Regions from separate parts of the Homo sapiens genome. Here region 1 is linked to region 2. A link is a loop called in an ENCODE intact Hi-C map of the cell type or tissue named here. Cell type or tissue: breast epithelium. All regions are shown on one strand. Links, peaks and the distances in the headings refer to the core of each region. The heading gives the core; the rest is flanking DNA. Region 1 overlaps GLCCI1-DT (GLCCI1 divergent transcript). Region 2 holds the start of RPA3 (replication protein A3).

Evidence for each region. Hi-C counts contacts between places; a loop is a spot of excess contacts. Peaks named below come from ENCODE experiments on the same cell type or tissue, not always from the same donor. Only the 100,000 strongest peaks of a DNase experiment are listed, where the experiment ranks them.
Region 1: a loop joins it to region 2, with 11 times the contacts of the local background. A loop is called at or near these places in 2 of 110 quality-filtered maps.

The regions. Positions count from the first base shown.
Region 1 is chr7:7,960,146-7,965,531 of GRCh38, forward strand. All of the region lies in intron 1 of GLCCI1-DT (GLCCI1 divergent transcript), which reads right to left. Among named protein-coding and RNA genes, the nearest start is that of GLCCI1-DT, 5.9 kb to the right of the region's middle. RefSeq lists an enhancer at 58-187. In breast epithelium, for the core only: no CTCF peak of the experiment used is centred there; no DNase peak of the experiment used is centred there.
Region 2 is chr7:7,716,783-7,722,168 of GRCh38, forward strand. It overlaps RPA3 (replication protein A3), which reads right to left and starts at 1,825. Exons shown (of 8, transcript NM_002947.5): 1 at 1,733-1,825. All of the region lies in intron 2 of UMAD1 (UBAP1-MVB12-associated (UMA) domain containing 1), which reads left to right. In breast epithelium, for the core only: no CTCF peak of the experiment used is centred there; a DNase peak (open chromatin) is centred at 2,649.

The DNA of each region.
Region 1 (5,386 bases), core at 210-5,209, 240 kb after region 2:
CAAGTAGTGAACAGAAGAGACAAACAAGGTCGCTGCCTCTAGAGACTTTACAATCTAGTAGGAAAGACTTGCCATTAGGAGGTAAACAAATGTGTATTGACAACATTTAATGAGCAAAATAGATGGAAAAAACTGACTTAATGATAGATTATTATAGGTTATTAGTGATGGGTGAGGACTCAGGAAGGACATTCTAAGACATGGCATTTCAAGGGAATTGAGGAGCAGGGAGGTAGAAGTGATTTAGGCTGAGGAGACACCTGTATGCAGGCCATGCAGGAGCGTTTCAGGGGAAGTGAAAGGAGGCATTGTGGCTGGAACTGAAAAGGGGAGGAGAAGAGTAGAGCAAAAGTAGTCAGGCCAGGTCAGGCCTTTTAAGCTATTTTAAGGAATTTGGATTTCATTGCAAAGTTATTGGAAGACACCAAACCTTTTTTTTTTTTTGAGATGAAGTCTCAATCTGTTGCCAGGCTGGAGGGCAGTGGCATGATCTCGGCTCACTGCAACCTCCACCTCCCTGGTTCAAGCGATTCTCCTGCCTCAGCCTCCCGAGTAGCTGGACTATAGGCACGTGCCACCATGCCCAACTAATTTTTGTATTTTTAGTAGAGACGGGGTTTCACCATGTTGGCCAGGATGGTCTCGATCTCTTGACCTTGTGATCCACCTGCCTTGGCCTCCCAAAATGCTGGGATTACAGGCGTGAGCCACCGCGCCCACCCGACACTGAACATTTTTAAGCAGGAAATGTGGCTCAACATATTTCCAAGTTTACCCTGACTAATAAGTAGAAACTAAATTAAAGAAGGCAAGAGTAGAAGCTGGGAGGCAAGTTGAGTAGCTGCAGCAATAGATTAGGTAAGAGATGACAGTAGTTTGACTTAATGTAATAGCAGAAGAGATAGAAGTGGATGGATTAGACATCCATTTATTAAAAACAAATGAGAGGACTAGCTGCTGGGTTGGAGGGGGCGATGGTGGGGAGAAAAATGAGAAATCAAAAATATTGTCTAGGTTAATTGTTTGGAATAACTGGATAGATGGTGAAACCATTTGCTGAAATGGGGAAAAAATGGGGACAATTTTCTCAGAGGTTAAGAGAAAGCAGGAATATGGAAATTAAGATTTTAGGCCCATTTTAGACACATTCACTTCAAGTATTCATGGGTACTTGACGTATCAAGCAGGCAACTGAATATACAAATATGAATCTTGGAGGAAATGTCTGGGCTGGAGAGTTTCATTTAGGAGTTGCCAGCATTTTGCAGTATTTAAAGCCATGGGAATGTCTAAGATTACCAAGAAGGTGAGTTTATACAGAAGCAAGCAGAGAATAGAGGCCAATTTTTAGAGGGAACTAGAGGAGGAAGAACCTGAAGAGCACTGAGCAGTAGTGGTTAGAGAAGTAGGAAACAGAACAGGTGAGTACAGTGTCCCAGACTCCTATAGAAGAGATTTTTTTAAAGAACTGAGCCTGACCAGCAATGTGGAAAACTGCTAAAAGCTGGAAAAGGAAGAGGTCCCAGAAATATCCACTGGGTCTGGCAATATGGAGGCAGTTGATATTGATTAGCAGTTTTCAGTGGCATGAAGCCAGATTGGAATAGACTAAACAGGAAAATAGTAGATTAATAGGATTAAATAGGATATCAGAAGTAACATGTAGACATCTCTGTCAAGAACTGTTGCTGTGACAAGATCAAAGAATTTGGACCATAGATGGAAAGGGATGGCAGAAGAATCTTTGTTTTGCCTTTTAAAGTAAATGTTGGCATAACAGCATGTTCAAACATTACTGGGAAAAATCAATAATTTGATGATGAAGAAGATGGAGATAATAACTGCAGAAATGAAGTCCCTGAGAGACAAGAGGGTCAGAATTTAAATCAGAAGTGGAGGAGATGGCTTTCGATAGGAAAGGAGAACATGTATTACCTGTACAGAAAGGAAAAAGAAATTGATCCAAATGTTGAAAAAATCATAGATTTGATGGTGGGACTGTAGTGGAGATGTATCAGCAGGAATGGGTCTGGAGTTGGGGTGGTTTTGGAGGATTGAATAAAATGCATAAGAAACAAAATAATCATCATGGGAAAGTGAACTTCCTCTCAGACTCTCTCCCTCTTTCTGGTCACCTGGTGTGATTTCTCCTTCTTTCTGTAAGTCACTTCATTCTTTTCTCTCAGAAGGCAGGTTTCCTCTGCTTCTCTGTGCCCATGACAGAAAATGGCCACTCTATGCACAATTCTTTATAGAAAAATATTTTATTTCTTAATTTCAGATTCCCAAAGGAGAAAATTTAATTGGCCCAGCTTTAGTCAGTTGTTGAACTCGGGTGAAATCAACCATGGCCAGAGGGGCAAGGTTATTTGGGACATACATAGCTGTCAGGCCCAAACCCTCTATGTGTTGGGGGAGGATTGGTTCTCAGAGAAGAGGGATATTAGTTTGTCAGATGACCCACGAAGCAGCTACCAAACTTATTTTCTGAGACCCTGAACTCTATTTTAAGGAGTACTTCTGCCCTGCCTTCTTTTCTAGTATTGTTTTCTTTCATTTTTTTTTTGTTGTTGTTGTTTTGTTTTGTTTTTTACTTATCCCTCCATGACTCACGTATAAATTTTCACAATTTTGTTTTTCACCTTCTTTTCATTTCTATGCTTTTCTCCTTTGTGACCATGGCTTCAGCTACCATATGGACATGGATAGCCCCCAAATCTATATCTCTTGTCTTCTCAACTTCACTGTCGTTTAAAAGCTGTCTCTATTTGGATATTCTCTGGTTATTTTATTTATAGCTGAACTCATTATCTTTTCACCAAACCTCCTCCTTCCCTTAGCTGCCTTGTTTGTGTTAAAGCCATGACTATCTTCTCAGGCATCCAAGCTTGAATCTTCAGAACTGTCTGGCGTTCTCTTTTCAAAGTCCACATGATCATCAGCTGAGAAGGAGCATGACTTTCACCTTATTTCACTCTCCATGTCCTTTGTCATTCCCCTGACTCATGCCACCTAAACTAATGTGGAGTATCCTCTAAACCTTCTACATCGTCTTCCAACCATCAATCTCTAATTCAATGCTTTAAGCTATTCTTGCATTAATCTTCATAAAGCACAGCTCCACTCATGTTCTCTCCACCCATTCAAGAATCTTCAACAGCTCCTCACTGCATATCCAATAAAGTGCAAACCTTACCTGGCAACCAAGGGCCGTCATGACCCGTCATCAACAGGCTAAGACTTATCTTCCATTAACCATCAGCCAAAGGCAAACTGTTCAATCATCTTCTGCCTGGTTTTGTGCATTCCTACCTACATGACTTCTTCATACTCTTCTTCCTGAAGCCTTTTCTCAAGTGAGCTTTCCTTTCCCTCACTTCAATAATACTCTATTTACATCCTTTTTATATAAGGCAAATCTGTAGATATGGCTTTAGCTTTGTCGGCATATCTTTTTACTCCTCTTTACCAAAGTGTGAGAACAGGTAAACCCTACTGAGTGTAAAACAGTGTCTGACACTTCAAAAACATTCAATAAGTAACCTGACAAGGAGTTGCTATGGCTTGATGCTAGTATTGTTGCTACTAAGCCCGCATTTAGCCTTATTAGGGGCATTAATATGGACCTTTTCAATAAGATGCTGAGTAGGGCACTCTGAAAATTGTGTTTCAAAAAGTTTAAAATAATAAAAAGAAACTTCTCTAGTCCAGCACTGCTGATGAATTGACGGCACCCTAACAACAGTCCCTCAACACACTTACTCGTGTGGCAAAAAATAAGATTTGGCCACATAGGAAGAAACCTATGACATACTTTAATGACTTTCAACTCTCAATAAAAAAAAATAACATTATGATAATCAAACATATTCCCTTCATAGGACTACTATTGCTTTCAGGTATTATGAACACTCTATTTGGGACTAAAACAAATAGAATGTCACACCATAGAAAGAGAATATTTATAGTCCTTTGGCCCCCAAGTTTTACCTGTGAATGTGCTGACTTTATACAATATAGTCTTTTAGTTACATGGTGAGAGTATTATGCATCAGCTTAAGATGCATTGGAGGTGCCACTGGCATCATAGTTGGCAATTGGAGCTGCTATGGCGATGAAAATCTGAAAAACCAGTGGTTTTCATTACTGTTTTCTATTTTTGAGAAATAACTGTACACTTATTCTGGATGACCTTACCAGTTAAAAATAAAATATCTATTACTATTGCTTCTTCTGAACTTCTTTTAGAAACAAAGTTTTCATTATTTACATATAATAGTCTCGTCTACTTAATTATCATTTATTTTCAGTTCCTTTACACAGGTCTCTTGAGAATAGCTCTTCTTAATAGTGAGATAGAACTAAATACCAATCAGCAGATGTCACTCCTTAAGTGATCCTCTTCAGTTTTCTCTGTTTATTTCAGTTGTCCTTTTTTTTTCAATGCCTTTTCTCCATTGCCAATTCTATTTTCCTTCTTTTGGAGATAGGTTCCCACTCTGTCACCCAGGCTGTAGTGCAGTGGCACAATCATAGCTCACTGTAACCTCAAACTACTGGGCTCAAGCGGTCCTCTGCCTCAGCCTTGCCAGTAGTTGGGAATATGCCTGGCCCCCATTTTCCATTTTCATCCTCTGATGAGCCTCCAGGAGCCAGTAGGTCTAACAACCATAATGCAAGGTATTCTATCTTTTTGAATGGCAGCTTCAATACAAATATCTGTGTGGTTTACAGTAGCCACATCAGATATTTTTCTACTCTGCGACTAGGCTTTTGTAGCAGAGATACACCTGTTAGATTTTTTTTCCTGAGGAAAAGCACAAGTTTTAGTTCATAAGATAAACACTGGCTAAAATTTGCCACTCTTAACAACATTAAACAAATATTTATTGATCATCTACCATATACTAAGCACTGTTGTAGAGATTCAGCAGTTATAAAACTGATAAAAAGTCTTCACTTCATGGCTGTTCTATTCTAGACAGACAAAACAAAAAATAATTATAATATATTATGGTTTGGTTGCTGATAAGTACTCTGCAAAAAGAGTAGGATAAAGAGCAGGAAAAGCCGAGGGGTGCTTACAATTTTTAAAAAAGTGTTCAGGAAAGCTCTCATCATAAAGGTGGTGACATTTGAGTAAAGACCTGATGGAAATGAGTGAGCAAGCCATGTGGATATCTGGGCAAGAACCTTTCAGGCAGAGGGAACACCTAGTGCAAAGGTGCACGTAGGCTGTCACAAGCAGTAAGGAGTTTAATTTAAGCATCTGCCAGGGACAAAAATTCAGTCAAGGCTTTTTTGTTGTTGTTGCTATTAGGAATCAATCTACAAGAGAGTTTAATCAGCTTAAGATGAACATCAGTGCAGATCTGTTTAGTGTTCT
Region 2 (5,386 bases), core at 138-5,137:
AAAGCACAAAAAAATTAGGCGGGCATGGTGGCGGGCGCCCATAATCCCAGCTACTCGGGAGCCTGAGGCAGGAGAATGGCGTGAACCTGGGAGGCGGAGCATGCTATGTAAATGGCACACCTGGTCTGATCAATCTCTCGTGCCCTATGTAAATCAGACACCGCCTCCTATAAAACCAACCTCTTCTTGCCCTGAACCCGGAAACCCGTTCGGGACCCCTTCCTCTGCACGAGGGAGCTTTCCTCTTTCTTTTTCCTTTTTCTTTCTTTCTTTTTTTCTTTTTTTTTTTTTTGAGACGGAGTCTTGGTCTGTTGCCCAGGCTGGAGTGCAATGGCATGATCTTGGCTCACTGCAACCTCCGTCTCCCGGGTTCAAGCGATTCTCTCACCTCTGCCTCCCGCGTAGCTGGGACTACCGGTATGCGCCACCACGCCCAGCTAATTTTCGTATTTTTGGTAGAGACTGGGTTTCACCACGTTGGCCTGGCTGGTCTCGAACTCCTGACCCCAAGTGATCCGCCTGCCTCAGCATCCCAAAGTGCTGGAATTACAGGCATAAGCCACCTCGCCCAGCCTCCTGTTTCTTTCATCTATTAAAACTCCACTCTTAAACTCACTCCTTGTGTGTCCTCGTCCTTCAGTTTCTTTGGCGTGAGACGATAACCTCAGGTATTTACCTCAGACAACTCTGCTACTTCAGAAGTATTTACTTTATTAAATGAATATGATTTATTGTTTTGAAGTAAAATGTTTAAGGTATGCATGTATTTTTTATGATTTCCCACTTTAACTGATTTTTTTATTAAATGAAGAAATGGTCTCAATCACATTGGCTAACATGGCCTCTATTTATTTAATTCATCTGTTTTTCCCACTTTGGGGCATCAACAGCATGGAGTATTTGGAAAACTACTTGTATTTGTAAAGAGTAAAATGCAGTTTAACAAAGAAGTTAGTTTGTCATTGTATAGTTCAGGAACTCTGGCCTGGATGAGAGCATGAGTTTGAAATTTTGTCCTCAAGATTTTGTTTTTATCTTACCATCACCTTTTATGCTTAAGTTTATGATTGGCCATAATTATCAAATTGACACATTATGTCATGTGAAAATCTGTTTACCAAACTTTTCTATTAATAAACTTGATGTTTAATTGTAATATTAAGAGTCACAGAGTGCTGTAGATTCTGTTTGTCATAGTTGTGTAGCTTTTAGAGTTTAGGGAAATCTAGTTTTTAGAATTGACACAATGATTTTTAATTTTAGCAGTGTGTTGAATAACCTGTGATATACCATTCACTTATTAACTTCACATTGTTGTATAATAAGTTATAAATTTTAGATCAGATAAGAAAGTAAAACTGGTATTAATTTGGGAAGAAGAAATTGCAGAACTTGAGTGATTTTTCCAAATAATGTGTCAGCTGTAACTTGAATGTGTTATTTTTATCCCCAAGGGTATTTTGAAATATACTTATGTGAATTTCTTATAGTTTATTTTAACCATAAAACTATTTTGATATTTTTATAATGCCATCGATGATACTGTATGCATAGTGAGGGCATGGGTTGTCTGTTCTTACCACCATATTCCCAGCACTAGCATGGAACAAATGAATAAGAACGGAGTAAAAATGCATAATCTAAACTTGACTATGTGTGTCTTCAAAATAATACCTTTAAGTTATTTTGAAGGAAAAAACTATGTATCCAACAAATTCAAACAGATACTTACAAAATTAAGACGATTGTAAATGTGTGTTGTCCTCCTTCTCATTGTTTTTCACATCCAAAAATGTCCTCTTGGAGCCTCTTATCTGAGTAGCTTCTGTGGATCTGATGATGCTAGGATTTTATTTTTTCTTTTATTTTAAAGTTCTTCTGATTACATCATCTCTTTGTATAGACATCATTCTTGACAGATGGCATTTATTAAATATGGACAGTAGCAGGCAGTTAAAAAGACCTGCATGAGATAGGCAGGAACCTTTCTTTTTTCTTTCTGACTCTCAGAAGCAATACCAGCATTAGCTTTATTTAACTTCTAGATTAATTTAAAAAGAAACCTCTTTAAATTATGACTCAACAGGTACAGGGTGAAGTGGGGGAAATGTATGTGTGTTTTAAAGCTTCCCAAGTGATTTTGACCATCAGTTAAGTTTAGAAACCACTGATTACAATTAATTTCCTTAGAATTTGCTCATATATTTAATTCCAAAGAGGAAGAAAATTGAAATTTTAAAAAACATATGAGTATTTTTGGAGATGACATAACTTTCCTTTTATTGTGTTAAAAAAAGCTTTAAGAACTGTTTTTTTCTGCATTTTTATTAATTATCAAGATTTAGTGATGGTTTAGAGAGCTAAAAACACCTTTAGGGTGAATTCAGAAGATCTAGCAGATACAATGATGAAATATGATCAGCAAGCTTTAGGAGAGGATAACAAATGTGTGATTTTGAAATCTCTTCTATTTGAAACCAATCCAGAGTCTTGAATTTGATCCAGTATATAGTATGCTACAAATGGAAAGATTAAACTGGAGCAATATAATTAGGGTAAGCCATTGCATCTGCACTTGTATCGCAGCAACTGAATTTGAAACCAGCTGCAAAATGGTGACTAATCTCTCTGGCAAGCCCACATGAGAGTGTAGTACAATAAGCCAGCTTCAGCCTCATGAGCACATGTTTCTTCAACTTGCCTCTGAGCAGGTGATGGTGATGATGCAATCTGATTATACTTTTGAATGTATTCTAACCACAGTCAACAGTAGAGTCTCACAAGGGATTTCACAAAAGACTTCAAACCGACTGTATATTTTTCAGAGAGTTGAGCTATAGACAGCCATGGAAAGTAGTAGTTTTTTTTTTCACGTTAGTGACTACTGTACTTTGCAGTACTTTATAATCTTAAGTTTAGGAGGCTTTAGTTTTCATATGTGAACTGAAGATGAGAAGAATAATGTGGAAAGAAAGTACTTGTACTTGGAGCTTTTATTCTGAATTGTTCACAACAACTTACACTGATCAATTAAAATAATTAAATTGTCTAGACTATTTAATTCTGTACAAACAAGAGATGGTAAATCAGTGTACTGTGTTTAAGTGGTACACTAACCTTTCCATATTCAGAGAAGTACCTCCCTGGGTCTTGAACATTAAAGGTGTTTAATAAGTACTCAGTTTGACTTGGACTTGAGCCTTTATTTTTGAAGGGAATAAAGTTTCTTCTTCCAGTGTACCTCAGAGGGACTTGGTAAGCATGAATAAAGCCATCTGTTTGAAAATGTATGTCATTTTTGGAAAAGTGCTACAGAACCTAAAATACAGTCACAAGTATTATTTCAAATGTATAGTTCAGAAGTAGAATACTTAGAAATTGCTTGTTAATCTTAATTGTAAATAGCTAAAAAAAATATAGCTTGCAATAAAGGACACAAGAGCATTAAAATATAAAAGTCACAAACTATACATCTCTGAGAATAAAGGGGGAAATGGGATGTAAAAACCCTAGGCTGGTGGCACTCACAGTTGGTATACAGCAGAATGACTTTGGCTGCTTGTCAGAAGCGAATAACCCTGGGCCTCTTCCCCATCACTTCTGATTTTATAGGTTTGGAGTGTGTCCCAGGCATCTGTGTTTTTAATCATTTCCCCCCCTAACTTACTCTCCCCATCTAAACTTGAGAAACACCCAGACTACTGTAGTATTATGGTACTATAGACTACTGAGTATTAGTACAGTACTATAGTGCTGACTAGTAAGCTTCCTAATTGCCAAACAAAAGAAAAATTTTCACTGTCATCAAAAGAAATAAACTTTCTTCATGGTAATTATAAAAAGACTTTTTGAGAAAAAAAAGCATCTTCAATAGTGATTTTGTAGAAGAAGCCAATTTGTTTTTTTGTGTATTTTTATTTAAACATTTTTATTAAAACAAGGGGCATTTTACTGAAGAATTAAGAGCCTTCAGTGAAGGCTAAGTGCAGGTGTGCTGCCTTCTAGTAATCCAGACTAGGTGGTTAGTATGAGTTATGGGTTGAATTCTGTCCCCCCAAAAAGGTATATTTAAGACTTCACCCCCAGTACCTATGAATGTGACCTTATTTTGAAATATAATCTGTTTGCAGATGGAATCAAGTTAAGATGAGGTCATACTCATTGGAGTGGGCCCTCCTCCTTCACTGACTGATGTCCTTATAAGAAGAGGGAAATTTGGACACAGGGAGACACAGAGGAGAAATGGCCATGTGAGAGAGGCAGAGATCGAAATGATGCCACCACAAGCCAAGGGACACCAAGGATTGCAAGAAACCACCAGAGCTAGGAAGAGGCAAGGAAGGATTCTGCCCTAGAGACTTCAGAGAGAGCTTAGCCCTACTGACAACTTGATTGACGATTTCTAGTCTCCAGAAATGTGACAGAATAAATTTCTGTTGTGTTAAGCCACCACGTTTGTACCATTTTGCTATGGCAGCTTTAGGAAACTAATACAGTATGTGAATCTCTTTTTCTGTCATTTGGATTTTTGACAAGTTTCTTTTCTCACATATTCCATATGTGTGCAGAGGTTCATGAGCTCTGGACCTGTCATTGTGGTCAAATTTGAATTCTACTTTAAATGTTAAGGCACCTGCGTGAAAACCACACTACTGCTGCATAATTGTGAGCCGTAGGGGATACTGCCATTAGGAGCCATTTTTCCTTAAAAGGAAGCTCATGCATTTGAATAAGTAGTAAATGGTGATGGCAGAGTTATGTTTCATAAAATATGGAGGAGACTTTTGTCATCAGCAGGAACTGTCACTTTTATGATCTTCTACTGGAATGAAAACTCACTTCCACCCCAGGAAAGATCTCTGCAGAGGCAGTGAATCAATCTCTGTGCTGCCTCTTCCTCCTCCTTGATCTTTTTTGTGATTGTCCATGAGGATTTTGCTACCTGCCCTCTCAGGGATTTTACTGAACTCCCCATCTGTGATGGTTAATACTGAGTGTCAACTTGATTGGATTGAAGGATGCAAAGTATTGATCCTGGGTGTGTCTGTGTGGGTGTTTTCAAAGGAGATTAATATTTGAGTCAGTGGGTTGGGAAAGGCAGACCCACCCTTAATCTGGATGGGCACTATCTAATCAGCTGCCCGCTTGGCTGGGATATAAAGCAGGCAGGAAAACGTGAAAAGGCTAGACTGGCTTAGCCTCCTAGCCTACATCTTTTCCCATGCTGGATGCTTCCTGTCCTTGAACATTGGACTGTAAGTTCTTCGGCTTTGGGACTTGGACTGGCTTCCTTGCTCCTCAGCCTGCAGACGGCCTATTGTGGGTCTTGTGATCATGTGAGTTTAATACTCCTTAATAAACTCTCTCTCTCTCTCTATATATATAT